Regions from separate parts of the Homo sapiens genome. Here region 1 is linked to region 2. The links are chromatin loops, found by intact Hi-C in ENCODE. Cell type or tissue: ascending aorta. All regions are shown on one strand. Each heading gives the region's core, and the rest is flanking DNA. Links, peaks and the distances in the headings are about the cores only. Region 1 overlaps CFAP58 (cilia and flagella associated protein 58). Region 2 overlaps GSTO2 (glutathione S-transferase omega 2).

The links. Hi-C counts contacts between places; a loop is a spot of excess contacts. Peaks named below come from ENCODE experiments on the same cell type or tissue, not always from the same donor. Only the 100,000 strongest peaks of a DNase experiment are listed, where the experiment ranks them.
Region 1: it touches region 2 in a loop (3-fold over the local background); 2 of 110 quality-filtered maps call a loop at or near these places.

Annotation. Positions count from the first base shown.
Region 1 is chr10:104,440,257-104,448,731 of GRCh38, reverse strand. CFAP58 (cilia and flagella associated protein 58) reads right to left here. Exons shown (of 18, transcript NM_001008723.2): 16 at 915-1,034. Among named protein-coding and RNA genes, the nearest start is that of LINC02620, 36 kb to the left of the region's middle. RefSeq lists an enhancer at 2,629-3,828. In ascending aorta, for the core only: no CTCF peak of the experiment used is centred there; no DNase peak of the experiment used is centred there; H3K27ac peaks cover 421 bases.
Region 2 is chr10:104,287,316-104,295,790 of GRCh38, reverse strand. The region is part of intron 5 of GSTO2 (glutathione S-transferase omega 2); the gene reads right to left. Among named protein-coding and RNA genes, the nearest start is that of GSTO2, 22 kb to the right of the region's middle. In ascending aorta, for the core only: a CTCF peak has its summit at 4,213 (motif pointing left); a DNase peak (open chromatin) is centred at 4,190; H3K4me3 peaks cover 238 bases.

The DNA of each region.
Region 1 (8,475 bases), core at 2,581-5,080, 150 kb before region 2:
AATTAATGCTCTAATTAGACTTGTTTCATTTGCCCTTTTAAAATAAAAGGATGCAGTTTTACAATGTCCTATTTTTGAAGGGGTTAGGGCTATACTAGTAGGGTGGCATATATTTTACCCCAGGCAGAAAGTCAACGATTATTACCCTCATTGGGCAGGAAGTGCCAGAATTCAACTGGCACATGCTTCATCCTGTGGCTGTGTGTGTAAAACTTCCCTGATATGCCAAGAATAGCTAAGTACTTGCTTAGAAGGTGAAGCTCAAAATATAGTGTGAACATGCACAACTTTTGAGAAAACTTTCAAAAGGCACATAGAAAAGTAAAACACTCCATATCTCTGCAACTGAGGGTCTTATGTGACTTAGAAGGGAATCACACTATCAAAAAATCTTGCCTGATTTTATTTCCCTTTCATGGTTACATATTTGACAGCTGGTCAGGAAGCAAGGCCCTCAGGGCTGGGCAGTGGCTGGACTTCTTCTGTGTATGTTTATTTCAGATGGGATGGAATACCAGGGACCCACTGTGGCACGGCAGTCTGCTTCAGTTGGTCAATGGTGTTAAAATATTTCCTTTGCTCCTCCCTGCCCTTCAAGTACTCTAATAAATCATCTCAAGATCATTCATCCAAACCCTGTCCGCACATCTCCATTCTGTTGTCATCATCTTTTCCTCCCTTGCTCACCTGCCTCTTTCTGGAAATGGAGAATGGTGCTGTCTAATAGTCCAGGAAGAGAAGGATAGCTCTGAGGTCTGCTGGCTCATCCTAGACTAGAGCTCTAAGGGAGCTGACCTCAGAGGATCGTGGCATTGAGAGACTGGCTCATTGTGTGGAGTCAGTGGACTTGTCCAGGTGTGCTCCCCAGAGTGTGGCTGCCCTGGAACCCGGAAGGAACAGGGGCTACCACTTACTTTCAGCTGCTGCTTCTTGTCATGCAGCGTGCGTCGGTACAGCTTCAGCTGTTCCGCAGCCTCAGGTCCAGGCTGGCGGGCCAAGACGTGCTTTAGTTCCATGTAGAGTTTCTCCTTTTCCTAGTGGAGAGCAGAACCAGGAGCAGAGATAAACAGCCCCGTCAAAACAGGGAAAATGCCTTTCACTGCATGGCCAGCACAATTTGGGAGTGGCCCAAGCTACTTCACAGCTCCACAGTGATCACATTCACTCACAGATTCATTCAGTCATGCATTGAAACAATCCTTATGAAGGGCTGGGAATGTCCCCAACATTTGGATACAAGTAATAAGACAATGAGTAAGAGAAAGTTCCTCTCTACCTGAACATAAGATCACAAGGACTGGGAGACAAGGGCAGGATACAAGATCTTGCCAAGAAAAGGAGGGAGTGACTGACTCTGGTTGGAGGAGTTGGTTGCAGGAGGAAGTAAAAAAGAGAGTTTTTCAAGAAATATAATAGCCTGGTGCAGTAGCTCGTGCCTGTGATTCCAGCACATTGGGAGGCTGAGGCAGGAGGGTCGCTTGAGGCCAGGAGTTCAAGATGAACATGGGCAACATAGTGAGACCCCGGTTCTATTTAAAAAAAAAAAGAGAGAGGAAAAAAAGAAAAATACAAAAATTAGCCAGACATTTTGGTGCATGCCTGTAGTCCCAGCTACTTAGGAGGCTGAGGTGAGAAGATCATTTGAGCCCAGGAGATCGAGGGAGCAATGAGCTGTGCACCACTGCACTCCAGGCCCCATCTGAAAAAAAAAAGAAAAGAAATATGATGGCATGGGAAGAAAAGAAATCTGAAAATGTCTTGAGGGAAGAGGTAAATATCCAAGGAAACTTGGGTATGCATATTTGTAGACCTAAAAGAAAGGATTTTCTAGAAACCCTAAGCAAATGATAATTCTGTAACTTTATTTAAACAATAAACAATATGAAATCCTCATTTGAATCCTAGAGTTTAATTGCTTGTAAAGTGTTTTCCGACCCTTGAACTAAAGAAATTACATATAAGCAAAGATTTATTTCTAAAGCATCTCAATTCTAGATTTCCAAATCACTAAACTGCAATAATTTGAATAAACATTGATAAAGTCTAGTGTGTCTACTCATCAGTCTCTGTACACATTTATTTCCTTAAGATAATTGTGGTAAGCACAAGCCCTGTCATTAAATGAAACATTCAGTCAAATGGATATTAATTTTTACCTACAGCTAAGTATTCTTAGTATTGTTATCAAATAATCTGCTTTTAGCAGAAAATATAAAAGTCATAAAAAATCAGGTGAAAGAAAAATCATTAACTAGTCATTGTTACCATTTGTTTCAGTTTTTCCTTTTCCCTGGCCAAATTATTGAAACTCCATTACAAAAACATAGCTCTATTTATAGAAGAGTGTATGCAACTTAAAAAGTATTTGGATGGAATAAGCTCTGGGAAAAACACATATGAAAAAAATACTCACCATTTAAGAAATAATTCCAGAAATGACAAGGAAATCCAAAAGCCCGTGCCAAAGAAGAGAACTTGAACAAATCAAATTACAAAGTGATGATCTTCCCTTGCTGTACAACACCTCCTGTCACACCTTACAATATAATCTTGAGAAAGATATCAGGAGGTGAGTTTATTTTCTAGAGACACTTAACACCTACTCTGTTGGGAAAATAACACTTCTGACAAGGCTTCAAGATTCAATTTGGAGAGGGTAATAAATATGTGGAGAAGTCCATGAAACAGTTTTGTCCATTTCTTTCAGCTCACCTTTCTCTATACCAGAGTACAGATAGACTTGCAAAGGAAAGAACCTCACAATGACAGAGAGAAAGCAATCTGGTTTGGAATATAATAATGTCTTAAACTGAAAAGACCATCTTACTCCAAGCATCTTGAAATGTTTCACAGGTGTAATTCTCTTCAATTACTCTTGGTAGGTTGAGAGGAGAAAGACACAGAGAAGAAAGTTTGAAAGAAACAAAATATTGTCACCTCACCACATAGGTGAGGATCTCAGCATCAGCAGGAATTAATGGTGCCTCCACAGTCCATTGGCAAGTCAAAAACCTAGTGATGATATACCCCAAGAATCACCTTTCCTGTGCAAAACTTCCCCTGGGGCTCAAAGACATGGTATCACCCTGAAAATATTTGGGCAAAATTGAGCTACAAAATTCCATCTACATGATATCATGGATAGAAGAATCAAGCCAGAAAGTGGAATCAGGTTCAAAGCCACATTAGAGAGTAATGATGGTAAGAGCATGACTCACCTCCTCCATCTCCCCATCTACACCATCTGAATAAGCCCTGCCATGTCCTCTAATAGAAAGTACAGTGTTCTGACACAGAGTGAATGATGTTGTCATTTATCCTGTCTTCTTCGTCACTTCCAATATTTTGTTTCTTTCCTTTTTGTTCTTTTGGTTTGTTTTTTGTTGTTGTTGTTGTTTTTTTTTTTTTTGAGACCGGGTCTCACTCTGTCACGCAGGCTGGAGTACAGTGGCACAATCATATCTCACTGCAGCCTCAACCTCCTGGACTCAAGCAATCTTCTCACCTCAGCCTCCCAAGTAGCTGGGACTATAGGCATGCACCACCATGCTTGGCTAATTTTTGTACTTTCTGTAGAGGCGGGGTCTCGCTATGTTGCCCAGGCTGGTCTCCAACTCCTGGGCTCATTTTATCCACTCACCTCAGCCTCCCAAAGTGCTGTGATTACAGGCCTGAGCCACCACATCCAGCCTAGTATTTCTTTCTAGGCTTTAACCTTAATTGAAATGGATTTATTATAAAGAATAGCTGAGCAACTGAACTGTGAGGGCCCACAAGTATGGAGAAAAGTGAAGAAACTGAATTACCACTAAAGCTGTCTGGGTAGTCAAAGTCAAAAAGTTCTGAGAATTAAATAACCCAGGGCAAGTGAGCCCTGTGTGTTCATGGTGGGTAGAAGAAATAACAAATGAAACTTCAGGGACTAAGATAGTGGAATACATGAAGAGCAGAGGCAAATGGAATGGGGGCAGTTGTTGGAATGTGTATTGCCCGGCTTCACTGTGCGTGAATTTTGGTCAATGCTTACAGTGGAAAACCTGTCTGATAAAGCAAAGTCTGGTCAGCATTAACATTCTAGCCTTGTGTATCATACAGACTCATATTTTTGGAGAATGTGCTAGTAATTTAGATAAATATGAAATGTTTGATGGATTGAAGGTCTTCAGTACATTGTCTTCCAATTTATTTCTCTCGTAATCCTCTACAAGGGCCAACCAAGCTCTTCAAACATTGTGCAATGGTGTGTATAATAACCCCATTTAGAGACAAAGCGTGCAATTCTATTATAAAGAGAATCTATCTTATGCAACAGAGACTCATTAGCTGTCCAATGTATATTGTCTCCATAAGCCAGCAGTGGCAGAACCAGCTGCCTTATAATACATATCCTGTCCTTCTTTACTAAGCCACATCCATTTCTCTTTAGTCAATTAATTTGTCACTTGGTTAGAAGCACCATATGTCAATGAAACATCATAAGAATATCATAAAGAGGATATTATTTCCCCACCAACAAAAGATTGCATCTTCAGTTTGGCATTTCTTTTATTCCGAGTTTTCTGGTGATGCACAGCAATATCGCTTTGTAGCATGCCTCACTATTTTATGAACAGCTGTACTGGAATCAAGCTCAACTACTAATACCAAAATACTAGCTTTCTCTTTGGCTAAGCATGTCTTGAGAGCACTAACCATACTATGTCCATCCTTGAAATGATAGCCTCTTCCTAGACATCCTGTTCTCTCCGTTGGACAGGCCATCAGATGTGATTATGAATTCTTTTGCTGTGAAGAATCTGCCAAGTTATGCTGGGTAATCACACATCTCATTGTCAATATCAGCTAAGTATGGTAGTAAGAAATTAATTACAGTATTAGCTTCCAGTAATGCTGTTATTACATGGTGGCAGTCTGTAACCTCACAATGGAAATTCCAGACATATTCTGAACAGCCTATGCAAATAAGAGTCAGTGCTACTCCAGGTACAATTCAGAGGGAGAAATTGAGTTTCTCACAGAACTCCTTTCCCCACCAAGCTACAGTTTTATAATCACTGTCTGTTTATATCTTCAGCTGAAAACAGAAGGTAGTTCACATTCAACATGCACCTCAGCACCCCTTCTTCCTCAGCTCGCATACACGAAGCAATAACTGACTGAGAGGAACTAATTTATTCCATTTTCATCTGAATCTGTATTTGGCAAATGCCAGTGCATTGATTCTGCTCACCCTGGAGTCATCAATTTGCTTGGGTGAGAGTTGGGAAGAATCACCTCACTCTGTGAACAAGCTGACTCAAGCGAAACAGGCAGCTTTCCTCCAGACCAAAGACACATGCTTATCTACACCTACCAGGGCAAAAGCTACCCACTCAGATGCTTGAGTGCCAAGAACTCCAAGGAAAGAGATTCCATCTTGCCTTCACTCCAGCCTTACCCAATGGGTTCAAGATAATGTTGATTTTTTTTATTCAATAACCACTGCTTCTGAGAGAAGCTACTTCACAGAATACACAGAAAATCTCTTTCTCAAAATGTCAACAGATATCATGTTACTACCAACAATATTTTATCTTTATAAACCCATTATTTCTCTCCAACTGAATTTTGAGCCTTTAAGGCCAGAACCATGGTGAATCTCTCTCTATATAACTCGCACCTGCTGTTGTGCTCTCCTCATTCTATTGAGGAAGCTTAATAATTTCATTGACTGCAATTACACGGTCAGGTCAGCAAACTATGCCCATCGTATTTTACCAACATACATCAATACAGGTACAGATATATTTGTGTTGAGAACTTTTACTTGAATTAAACCATTCAATAACATCTTCCAGTTAGCAGAGCTTGCATAATTCACTTTATTGAGCTGGTCCTATGAGTTCCATCACTTCGAGCAATATTTTTTTATTATGTATGTTGTGTATAACTCAGAAAATCACTTGAGGTACAACTTTGCCTTGATCTCTTCAATATTTGTAGAGGTTTTCTGATAGTTCAAGTAGTTTCAAACATTTTTTTAATTCATAAGACTTGCAAATGTATTCAAATTAATTGGCTCTGAAAAGACTACTTGTATGTGCATGTACATACTGATACACATAAATATAAAAATGTAAGCATAACTTTTTTTTTTTTTTTTTTGAAATGGAGTCTCACTCTCTCACCTAGCCTGGAGTGCAATGGCACCATCTCGGCTCACTGCAACCTCCACCTCGCGGGTTCAAGAGATTATCCTGCCTCAGCCTCCTGAGTAGCTGGGATTACAGAGGCATGCCACCACGCCCAGCTAATTTTTGTATTTTCAGTAGAGATGGGGTTTCACCATGTTGGTCAGGCTGGTCTCGAACTCCTGACCTCGTGATCTGCCCTCCTTAGCCTCCCAAAGTGCTGGGATTACAGGCATGAGCCACTGCACCCAGCCGTAAGCATAATTCTTAAACTACATTCCTCAACTAAATAATGTGTTGACTTTTTAAACAGCCTCCTTAAACACAGAAATCCTAATTGCACACATAACTCTTTTCCAGAATTGAAAAAAAAAGGCAATACATTTTTGCCTCTGTGCTTGGTTTCAGTCCTTTTTCCATCCCCCCACTACCATCCATAATTCTTAACAAAAGACAAAAGTTACATTTAAAATTCTAAGCAAAATTACTTCCCTCTGTATATAAAAGCAACTCTAGAACACGGCCTAATTTATCTGGAAATGCCTGTTTTCATTAACAGAAAAATAAATTAGAAACTCTGTAAACATATTACATTTCTATCTAGCTTCAGAAAAGAAAAAATAATGCCTAATACCCTGGGGCTTTCTTGTTTATTGGTTTTATAACGAAGATGTCAGCTAAACTGAACTCTGGGCCTATCTTGTTTATGATGTCATGAAGTAGTAAAGCCCCCTAGAGAGGACAGGAAATGCTGGCATTTGGTGATGAAACAGAATTACACAGCCGAGTTCCTTACGAGCAGGGAACTAGTCGGTTACACAGTGGTTCTTGGCTTTAGATGTAGATGAGTAAGTGTTTTATGAGGCATATGAGAAATTTGCATGCACTAACCTTCACCATTTTTGTAACAATAGGAAAAATGCTTCTGGTGCTTTCTGATGTAAGCAACACAAGCTTTCTTGAGAGATGTTTTTGCAAGGGACTTTATTTCCAAAATGCAAATATATGTATGTAAAATCTGGTACAAAGTATGTAATTCTCTAGGCTAGCCTGAACATTGTTACCAAGGCTGTTTGCTTGCTTTCCTAGCAATTTAATCCATGTGAAGAATTTGCACATATTAAAAATCATGATAGTGTTGACTTTTCTTAAAGCCAGTAATGAAACACGTCCAGAGAAATTCAAGTCAACTAAGTATTTATTTAGCAATAACTCTATGTGTGTGACTGTTCTAGGTTCACACAAAGATCAGTAAGGTCGGCTGGGTACGGTGGCTCACGCCTGTAATCCCAGCACTTTGGGAGGCCGATGCAGGCAAATCACTCGAGATCAGGAGTTTGAGACCAGCCTGGCCAACATGGCAAAATCTCATCTCTACAAAAAATACAAAAATTAGCTGGGCATGGTGGCAGGCGCCTGTAATCCCAGCTACTTGGGAGGCTGAGGCAGGAGAATCACTTGAACCTGGGAGGCAGAGGCTGCAGTGAGCCAAGATTGCTCCACTGCACTCCAGCCTGGGTGACAGAATGAGACTCTGTCCACTCCCCACCAAAAAATAATCAGTAAGGTCTAGAGTTTAGTATCCAGTTATGGAAAAACAAATAACTAAGTCATTATAAAACAAAACAGTCATGCCAGGTTCCCAAAGAGGTGCTAGGAGTACTATGCATGTGTAGGTAAGTTCAAAAGTGGAGATGATATCAATTTGGTGGGCCACGGAAAGGGAAATATTTCAGATGCATCTTGGTGGGAGAAGAAGTAGCAGTAATATTTGTATTTGTGGATCTGAAAAGGTCTTCACTATCAAAGGACAAATTGAATAGATAAAGCCACTTGAAGTTAATCCATTTTAAATAGTATCCATTGTCTCTATGACGATTAAATTTCTTAAATTTATCTGAATACCGTGGAGAAATTTGTTTGAGGGAATTTGATAGTTATTGATGTACCTCTGTTAAGCGCATAACAGACATAACTCCTCATTCCCTAGAAACATTTTCTGATTACATTTTGCCTCCTTTCCTTTGGTTTTGCTGGTTATAAATGTTTGGACTGGAGAGGGCTCAATCCTTGAAGCTAGATCATTGGATTCAAATCATAACTTGGCAAGGATAGGGAGGATGAATTACAAGGATTCAAGGATGGGTATCAGATTACCGGGAACACAGGAATGGATTCCTGACCCAACCAAATCACATTCATGTGGTTTTTTTAAAATTCAACTTAATTGGCTATTCCAAAGAATTTTTTTTTCCTATTCTTGGTGAATAGAGCCCTTCAGATGCAAAAAATAGAATTGTGTTTG
Region 2 (8,475 bases), core at 2,851-5,350:
CATGCCAGGCCAGCTTGTTGACTCTGCTGTGGGGTGATTCAGAGTTGTAGGTAAGGATGTGAGCTTGGGAACCAGCAGACTTGGTCCTGTGCTGTGTGCTGAGCTTGACCTCTGATTCAGCATGGAACCTGGGGCAACTTACCTCCCCTGCAAGCCTCCATGTTCTCATCTGCAAAATGGTGGTCATGTTAGCACGCACCACGGAGGTTATGGTGAGGAGTAAAATCACCATGTATGAAGAACACTCTGGCCCCACTGAGTAAATATGAGCTCCTGTGATGAGTGGGAACACAGGCCCCTGAAGGTGACACCCACAGAAAGCAAATCCATCCCTGATAGAAAGGATCAATGGGCTCCTCCACCTGCCACCCCTTCTCAGAGGGGTTGCCCTAAAGCCTACACCTTCACACCTCCCAGTGTGGCATAGAGAAGTCCCCCTGATCATTGTCCTGGAAGTCTGAAAAAACATGTTAGGTGGCATTACCTTGTTCAAGGAAGCTAACAGGATGGCACTAAAACAGCAGGGTCTGACCAGTGAAAACTCAAAACAGAAGCTATTTATAGCCAGGTATGAATAAAATTTGGTTAGAGGGGAAAGGAACAAATCATTCCATTTTTATGGATTCCAGAAGGCTCCAGACTTTATGTTCAGGAATAGATGATCACTACTCAAACTCTTACCACTGGCTTTGAAATGTGTGCCTCCAGTTTGTTATTGGGCTTCACGGCACAAATCAGAACCAAATTTACACCAAGCGACTCTGGAACATCTACACAGCTCTTCTGCTTTACAGAACAGAGGTGTTCTTGGAAAAGTCTTTGTCAAAACAAACCATAAATAGACATTTAATGGAACCCATGGTGGGTCCTTTGGTAAAGTGAGGAGGGAATTTTTAATTAGTAACTGATGTTTATTTAGTGTATATCTCTAAAGCTTTCCATTTACTCAAAGTAGGAGCATGCCTCTAAATATACATGATCTGATGGACACTATCAATTTATATATAAACGCTCATAAAATAACCCAAGCCTTATCAAGGTACTCGGCACAATAAAAAGCTGAGATGAGCATTAGGAATAAATGGATCGGTGATCCTTCACCAGTCCCCCGCTCAGCAAATGCACATACACATTTCCCTCACATTTTCCAAATATGTCTTGAAACCACCCACATCAAAACTACTTGCATTTCCTAATACAGCTGCAGATTATTGAGCCCCATCCCAGACAGGTATTTTTCCACCAATTTCAAGCAGGGTAAGTCTAAAATCCCAACAGAAAAGCTGTCTTTCCCTAAACTAGCACAAAGTGCTCACTCCTTTACAGACGTAGGAGAACATCCTGGACAGGCCTCCCTGGAGGTCTGCTGAAGTCCTCAGGACTCTCGATAGGAGAGTTCCCTTCTGTGCAAACCTGGAACCTTCCAGACATGTAAAATTACTTTTTCCCCTTAAGAATCCTGGAAAATTGGGACTGGAAGGACCCCTGAAACTCATCTAAGTGGGACCTCCTCATTTCACCATTTATTTCTACCATGATCATTACACAAAGGATTAGAAGTGTAGTGTAAAAATGTGCACTACATACTAAATATGAAAAATAATAAAATGCTATAATCAGGGAAAACGCAAGTTGGAACAGAAGGTCAAAAACCAGGAAGGAAAACAGTATCAAGATATCACGTCCTGGGTCCTGCAGAGTTCCTTCAATAAAGCCTTGAATTTGACTCTTGAGTTTCCTGGCAGCCAAAGGGGAGAGGAAAACATGCTGGTGATGTGATTCTTGTCTCCCATGGGGAAGGACAGGGGAGCCTTGCTGTGCAGAGGAGGAAACCCAGTCCCAGGGAGGTTAACGGGCTCTCCGGTTTGCACTGGAACTAACACGCATATCACATTTTCCTAATTCTCTGACTAGTGTCAACCCTGTGTCATTCAATTCAAATATGTATTTTTAGACTCTAATGAAAAGCTTCCTTAAATTGCTTGAGCCAAGGAGTTTGAGACCAGCCTGAGAAACACGGTGAAACCCCGTCTCTACAAACAATACGAAAATTAGCTGGACGTGGTGGTGGCACCTGTAGTCCTAGTGATGCCTGTAGTCCTAGCTACTAAGGAGGCTGAGGTGGAAGGATCACTTGAGGCTGGGAGGTCAAGGCTGCACTAAGCTGTGAACATGCCACTGCACTCTAGAGAAAGACCTTGTCGCAAAAAAAAAAAAAAAAAAAAAATTGGCCAGGCGCAGTGGCTCATGCCTGTAATCACAGCAATTTGGGAGGCCGAAGTGGGCAGATCACTTGAGCCCAGAAGTTTGAGACCAACCTGGGCAACAGGGTGAGACCCCATCTTAAAATAAATAAATAAACAGAACAAAATAAAAATAAAAAAGCTTCCTCAAGTCTCTTGTGAATTCTTTTCTGTAAGAATGAAAAAGAATACCATGACTTGATATCTTGATACGGTTTTCCTTCCTGTTTCTTGACCTTCTGTTCCAGCTTTAAATTTAAGTAACAGAAAAAAGCTTGGAACCAGCAAACTCTGAAAGCTCCTCCTTCTCTACAGCCAAGGATTGGTTCGGCTCTGAGCTTCTCTGTGAAAAGAATTTCCTCCTTAGTCTCACCTTTTCATGCTCTCTGAATCAGAAGCTCAAGCCAAAGCAACTGACAGAGGGATGAGACATTCCAACATAGTCATTATGAAAGAGCTTATCAGAATTCTGTCCTTCCTGTTTTATTCCACTGATGAGCAGATCTTCAGGCAACTTTACTAAAATAGTTCTTTCTTGTACTCAATTTAAAACAAGTCCCTTGCATTTACCCCTCTGAAAAAATTTTAGGATAGAGGCAGAGGCAAAATAAACTGACAGACTTAACATCCAATGTCTTGTCTTTCTTAAGTGTTTTATCATCAGAAATGGAATGAAAAATGGGTGTTAGATCTAGATCCACTTAGCAGTAGTTATGTTAATATCCAATCCATCCTTTTAAAGAATTCTATGTTGAGTTCTTCCACCTGATTATATATCACATATAAAGATACAGCCAGGCATGGTGGCTCATGCCTGTAATCCCAGCACTTTGGGAGGCTGAGGTGGACAGACTGCTTGAGCCCAGGAGTTCGAGACTAGCGTGGGCAACATAGCAAAACCCTGTCTCTACAAAAAAACTAACTGGGCATTGTGGTCTGTGCCTGCAGTCCCAGCTACTTGGGAGGCTGAGGTGGGAGGACCACCTGAGCCTGGGAGGTAGAGGCTGAAGTGAGCAGTGATCACGCCACTGCACTCCAGCCTAGGTGACAGAGTGAGATCCTGTCTCAAAAAAAAAAAAAAGATATTGGTGGTCAGACACTGTGCCTTACGCCTGTAATCCCAGTGCTTTGGAAGGTCAAAGTGGAAGGATCTCTTGAGGCCAGGAGTTCGAGACCAGCCTAGAGCACATAGTGAGACCGTGTCTACAAAAAATAAAAAAAGTTAGCTGGGTGTAGTGGTGCCCAGGAGTTCGAGGCTGTAGTGAGCTATGATCACATCACTGCCCTCCAGCCTGGGCAACAAACACAGCAAGACCCCCTCTCAAAAGACAAAAAAAAAAAAAAAAGATATTGGCCATTCTTAATGTTGAATAGCTTCCCTCACAATGGCATCCCTCACTTTCAGAACCCCTGTCTTTTGTATGAACAAGCAAAGCAAAATAGCCTACTTAGAAAGTGTTTTTCTTCAAAAACCCCAGATATCCCCTATAAGGCTTCTACAAATGGCAGGGGAGGGAACTGAGGCTCTAGCTTCTAGGCCTCAGATTTTCTGAAAACATTGACACATTTTCAATTCAGGCTTAAGAGTTCAAGAGGTTTGTTGGAGACTTTAGTACAATAGAAGAGCTCCTTTCTAATGCAAACATGGTACCTTCCAGACATGTAAAATTACTTCCCCTTTAGTATGCTAGATACTTTGCAGAAAGGTGTTTGACCTTCTGGAATATTAGAAAAATCTATTTTAAAATTTTCTGTTCTCCAGTTCACTGAAAAATAAGACTACGGACGCGATGCAAATGAAGAGGAAGGGACTGCTTGGTAGGATGGGGATGCACTGTTCCCAAGCCCTGCACGCGAGAAGCCTGGCTGGAAAGGCACCTCATCTTCTGCGAGGGCCCCTCGGGCGCCCCCAGAGGGACGAAGGAGAACGTCAGCGTTTTGAAGTGCGCCCTGGAACACAAGGGGAAGGAGGAAGCGCGCGGGGCTCCCCCTGGTGGCCATCAGTGCGAGGCGCGTCGGCCGCGGCTCCCCAAGAACGTTCAACCGGAGGATGAAGAAATCTGCAGTTTTCGCGAGAGAAGCAAGATCATTAGGAGAAGCGAATCCCAGACATCTCCAAACCAGGCATTCGAGAGAGCTCCAGTCTTCAACTCTTTGGTTCAGCCTCAATAATTGAGCTTCAAACCTTGAAGAGGCCAGCTCACCTTCACCATCCTCTACACCATTGCCAAGAAATCCCAAGCCCCCAATCTCGAAACAGTGTGGTGGCTCCCAGTGGGGGCTGCTGTACTTGCTGGAGGAGGAAGAAAGTTTTTCCTCATGAAAATCGTTCTGAAAATGCAGAGGTCATCCCCTACTCTCTGCCCCCCAAAAAAGCAGAAGCCATCCTCCACCCTCTGTGGCCCCTAAAAAGACACAAAGCAACATGCCAGTACATCAGCAATACTGGCCCTTTTCCAGAAGCAGTGGAAAAGTACTCAACTCCAGGGCAGAAATCTTTTATTAATTTTATTTTTCGTGGGCACATAGTAGGTGTATATATTTATGGGGTACATATTTTGGTCCAGGCATGCAGTATGCAATAAGCACATCATGGAGAATGGGGTATCCACTCCCCCAAGCATTTATCCTTTCAATTACAAACAACCCAATTACACTGTTTAAGTTATTTTTAAATGTGCAATTAAGTTATTATTTACTATAGTCACCATGTGGTGCTATCAGATAGTAGGTCTTATTCATTCTTTCTGTTTTTTGTACCCATTAACCATCCCCACCTCCCTGCCAGCTCACACTACCCTTCCTAGCCTCTGCAAACTATCCTTCTACTCTCTGTGTTCATGAGTTCAATTGTTTTGATTTTTAGATTCCACAAATAAGTGAGAACATGTGATGTTTGTCTTTCTGTGCCTGGCTTGTTTCACTTAACATGATCTCCAGTTCCATCCATGTTGCTGCAAATGACAGGATCTCATTCTTTTCATGGCCAAATAGTACTCCATTGTGTATATGTACTATATTTTCTTTTTTCTTTTTTTTTTTTGAGACAGAGTGTGACTCTGTCACCCAAGTTGGAGTGCAGTGGTGTGATCTCAGCTCACTGCAACCTCTGCCTCCCAGATTCAAGCAATTCTCCTGCCTCAGCCTCCTGAGTAGCTGGGATTCCAGGCATGCACTACCATGCCAGCTAATTTTTGTATTTTCAGTAGAGACAGGGTTTCACCATGTTGGCCAGGCTGGTCTCGAACTCCTGACCTTAAGTGATCCGCTAGCCTTGGCCTCCCAAAGTACTGGGATTACAGGAGTGAGCCACCACACCCGGCCTGTATCACATTTTCTTTATCCATTCCTTATTCGTGCACACTTAGGTTGCTTTCAAATCTTAGCTATTGTAAACAGTGCTGCAACAAACATAAGGGTCCAGGTATCTCTTTGATATACTGATTTCCTTTCTTTTGGGTGTGTACCCAGCAGTGGGATTGCTGGATCATATGGTAGCTCAATTTTTAGTGTTTTGAGGAACCTCCAAACTGTTCTCCACAATGGTTATACTAATTAACATTCCCGCCCCAGTGAACGAGGGTTCCCTTTTCTCCACATCCTCACCAGTATTCGTTATTGCCTGTCTTTTGGATGTAAGCCATTTTAACTGGGGTGAGATGATATCTCATTGTAGTTTTGATTTGCCTTTCTCTGATGATCAATGATGCTGAGCACCTTTTCATATGTCTGTTTGCCATTTGTGTGTCTTCTTTTGAGAAATGTCTATTCAAGTCTTTTGGAGGGCAGAAATGTTTTGAGCTCATAAAAGATAAATGGAGGTTCTTAAGATTTCAAATCTCAGATCCCTGCTAAAATGATATAGCTGAGGCTGAGCTAACCATGTGATGACCCAGTTCCCTGTAAAACAAACCTAGGGTGTGGAACAAACCTAGGGCATATTTAAGACCATTTTCTCCTCTGGGAAGGAGCCTTAGAGGGAGGACCTGCAGCAGAACATGCCCCTCCTGCTGCCCATCAGTTATGACCTAGATTCTCCATGAAGGTGCAGAATACAACTGTCAAAATTTGGGGATTAAAGGACCACTCTGAAAATTCTATGCTGGCATCCTTTTAATGAGCTTAATTCGTATCTTCAAAATATATTTGTAGGGCTGGGTGTGGTGGCTCACACCTTTTATCCTAGTACTTTGGGAGACCAAGGTGGAAGGATCGCTTCAGCCCAGAAGTTCGAGACCAGTCTGGGCAACATGGCAAAATCCCATCTCTACAAAAAATACACAAAATTAGCCAGGCATAGTGGTGCCTGTAGTCCTAGACACTCAGGAGGCTAAGGTAGGAAGATCACCTGAGCCTGAGAGGTCGAGGCTGCAGTGAGCCATGATCATGCCACTGCACTCCAGCCTGAGTGACAGAGTGAGACCCTGTCTCAAAAACAAAAAACAAAAACTAAAACAAATCACAATATATTTGTAAGATAGTGTGGGGGGAAAAGCTAGGAGGGTAATGCTTGACCAGTCAAATGTCTGTAAAGTGATTGGTGGTAGATGAAAATATAAATGAATATTTATCAAGTCTCTGAAGTGGGGAGAGGACTTCCTACACATAAAACAGTGGAGGAAATCATAGCACATATAAGGAAAGCCTTATAGCACAATACTTTCAAATGCTGTACTTCCATATGCAAAAATATATAAGCCAAATTAAAAGTCAAAAGAAAACAAAAATGTGTTTTAAAACCAGTCAAATATCTTTTCTATACAAGGAACGCTTTAAAAGGAACTTTTACAAATCAACAAAGAAAATTAGTAAGACTCTGATGGCCAGATAGGCAAAGCCCCTGAACTGAACAGACAAATTTTGCAAGACCAGGAGCAAGGGATGACATACTTCCGGGAAAACCTTCCACTTCCCTGGCCATCAAAGAAATATGCATTAAGTCAACAATGAGGAACTACAGTGTATCTCCACAGCAAATATTATTCAACAAACAAATATCTTTTTGAATGAAGTCTCCCACCAGTGAAAAGGATATAGGGCAAAGAGCATTTTCACATACTGCTGGTGAGGGGCAAACAACACAAGTCTTTTGGGAAGCAATTTAGTGAAATACAGTCCAAGCCTCCAATGTGCTCATTATACCCTTTGATCTGGTAATTCCATTCCTGAGAGTCCAGCTTAAGAACATATTCTAAAATAGAGAAAATGCTTTTTATGCAAAGAAGCTGATGTTCCCTGCAGCACCATTCAAAACAGTAAAGGACTGAAAACCATCTAAACACTCCTAATTAGTGTGCTGGATAAATAACTTTATGGTTTATAAACATGGCAAAGTATGCAGACATTAAAAGTGTTTTCGGCCGGGTGAGGTGGCTCACGCCTGTAATCCCAGCACTTTGGGAGGCCGAGGCAGATGGATCACAAGGTCAGGAGATGGAGACCATCCTGGCTAACACAGTGAAACCCCATCTCTACTAAAAATACAAAAAGAAATTAGCCGGGCGTGGTGGCGGGTGCCTGTAGTCCCAGCTACTTGGGAGGCTGAGGCAGGAGAATGGCATGAACCTGGGAGGTGGAGCTCGCAGTGAGCCGAGATAGCACCACTACACTCCAGCCTGGGCGACAGAGCGAGACTCCGTCCCAAAAAAAAAAAAAAAAAAGTGTTTTTTTCTACTTTTAAAACTTACATATTTAATACAGAAATACATTCCCATCATTAAAAAAAAAATCAAACACAGAAAATAATGTAAAAGACAAAATCTTCCCTCCCGGTCCCTGCCCTTAACCACTTTTCTTACCCACCCTAATTCTAATCAGCCCCCTTCCCAGTGTGAGACATTACTAGGAGGTGGATGTGTTTCTCTCTAGATACTTTTCTAGCCACTTATTTACATGTATGTGCACACCTGCATGGTTCAGTTTTGTTTTCTTCTGCTAAAATGGGATCATACCACCTGTATTACTGTGTGATTCATTTAATATTTCTAGGCAATCTTTTAATGTCAGTACACATAGATTTACCTCATTCATTTTCAGCCGTTCCACAGAATTCCACAAGACAGACATGATTTACTTAACCACTCACCATCTAATGAATATTGTTTCCTAATTTGTCATCATCACAAATAATGCTGCTGCTCTAAGGAACACTCTTATATATGTAAATAAGCATTTACAGAGTTTATAAAAATTGGCCAGGTGTGGTGGCTCACACCTGTAATGCCAACATTTT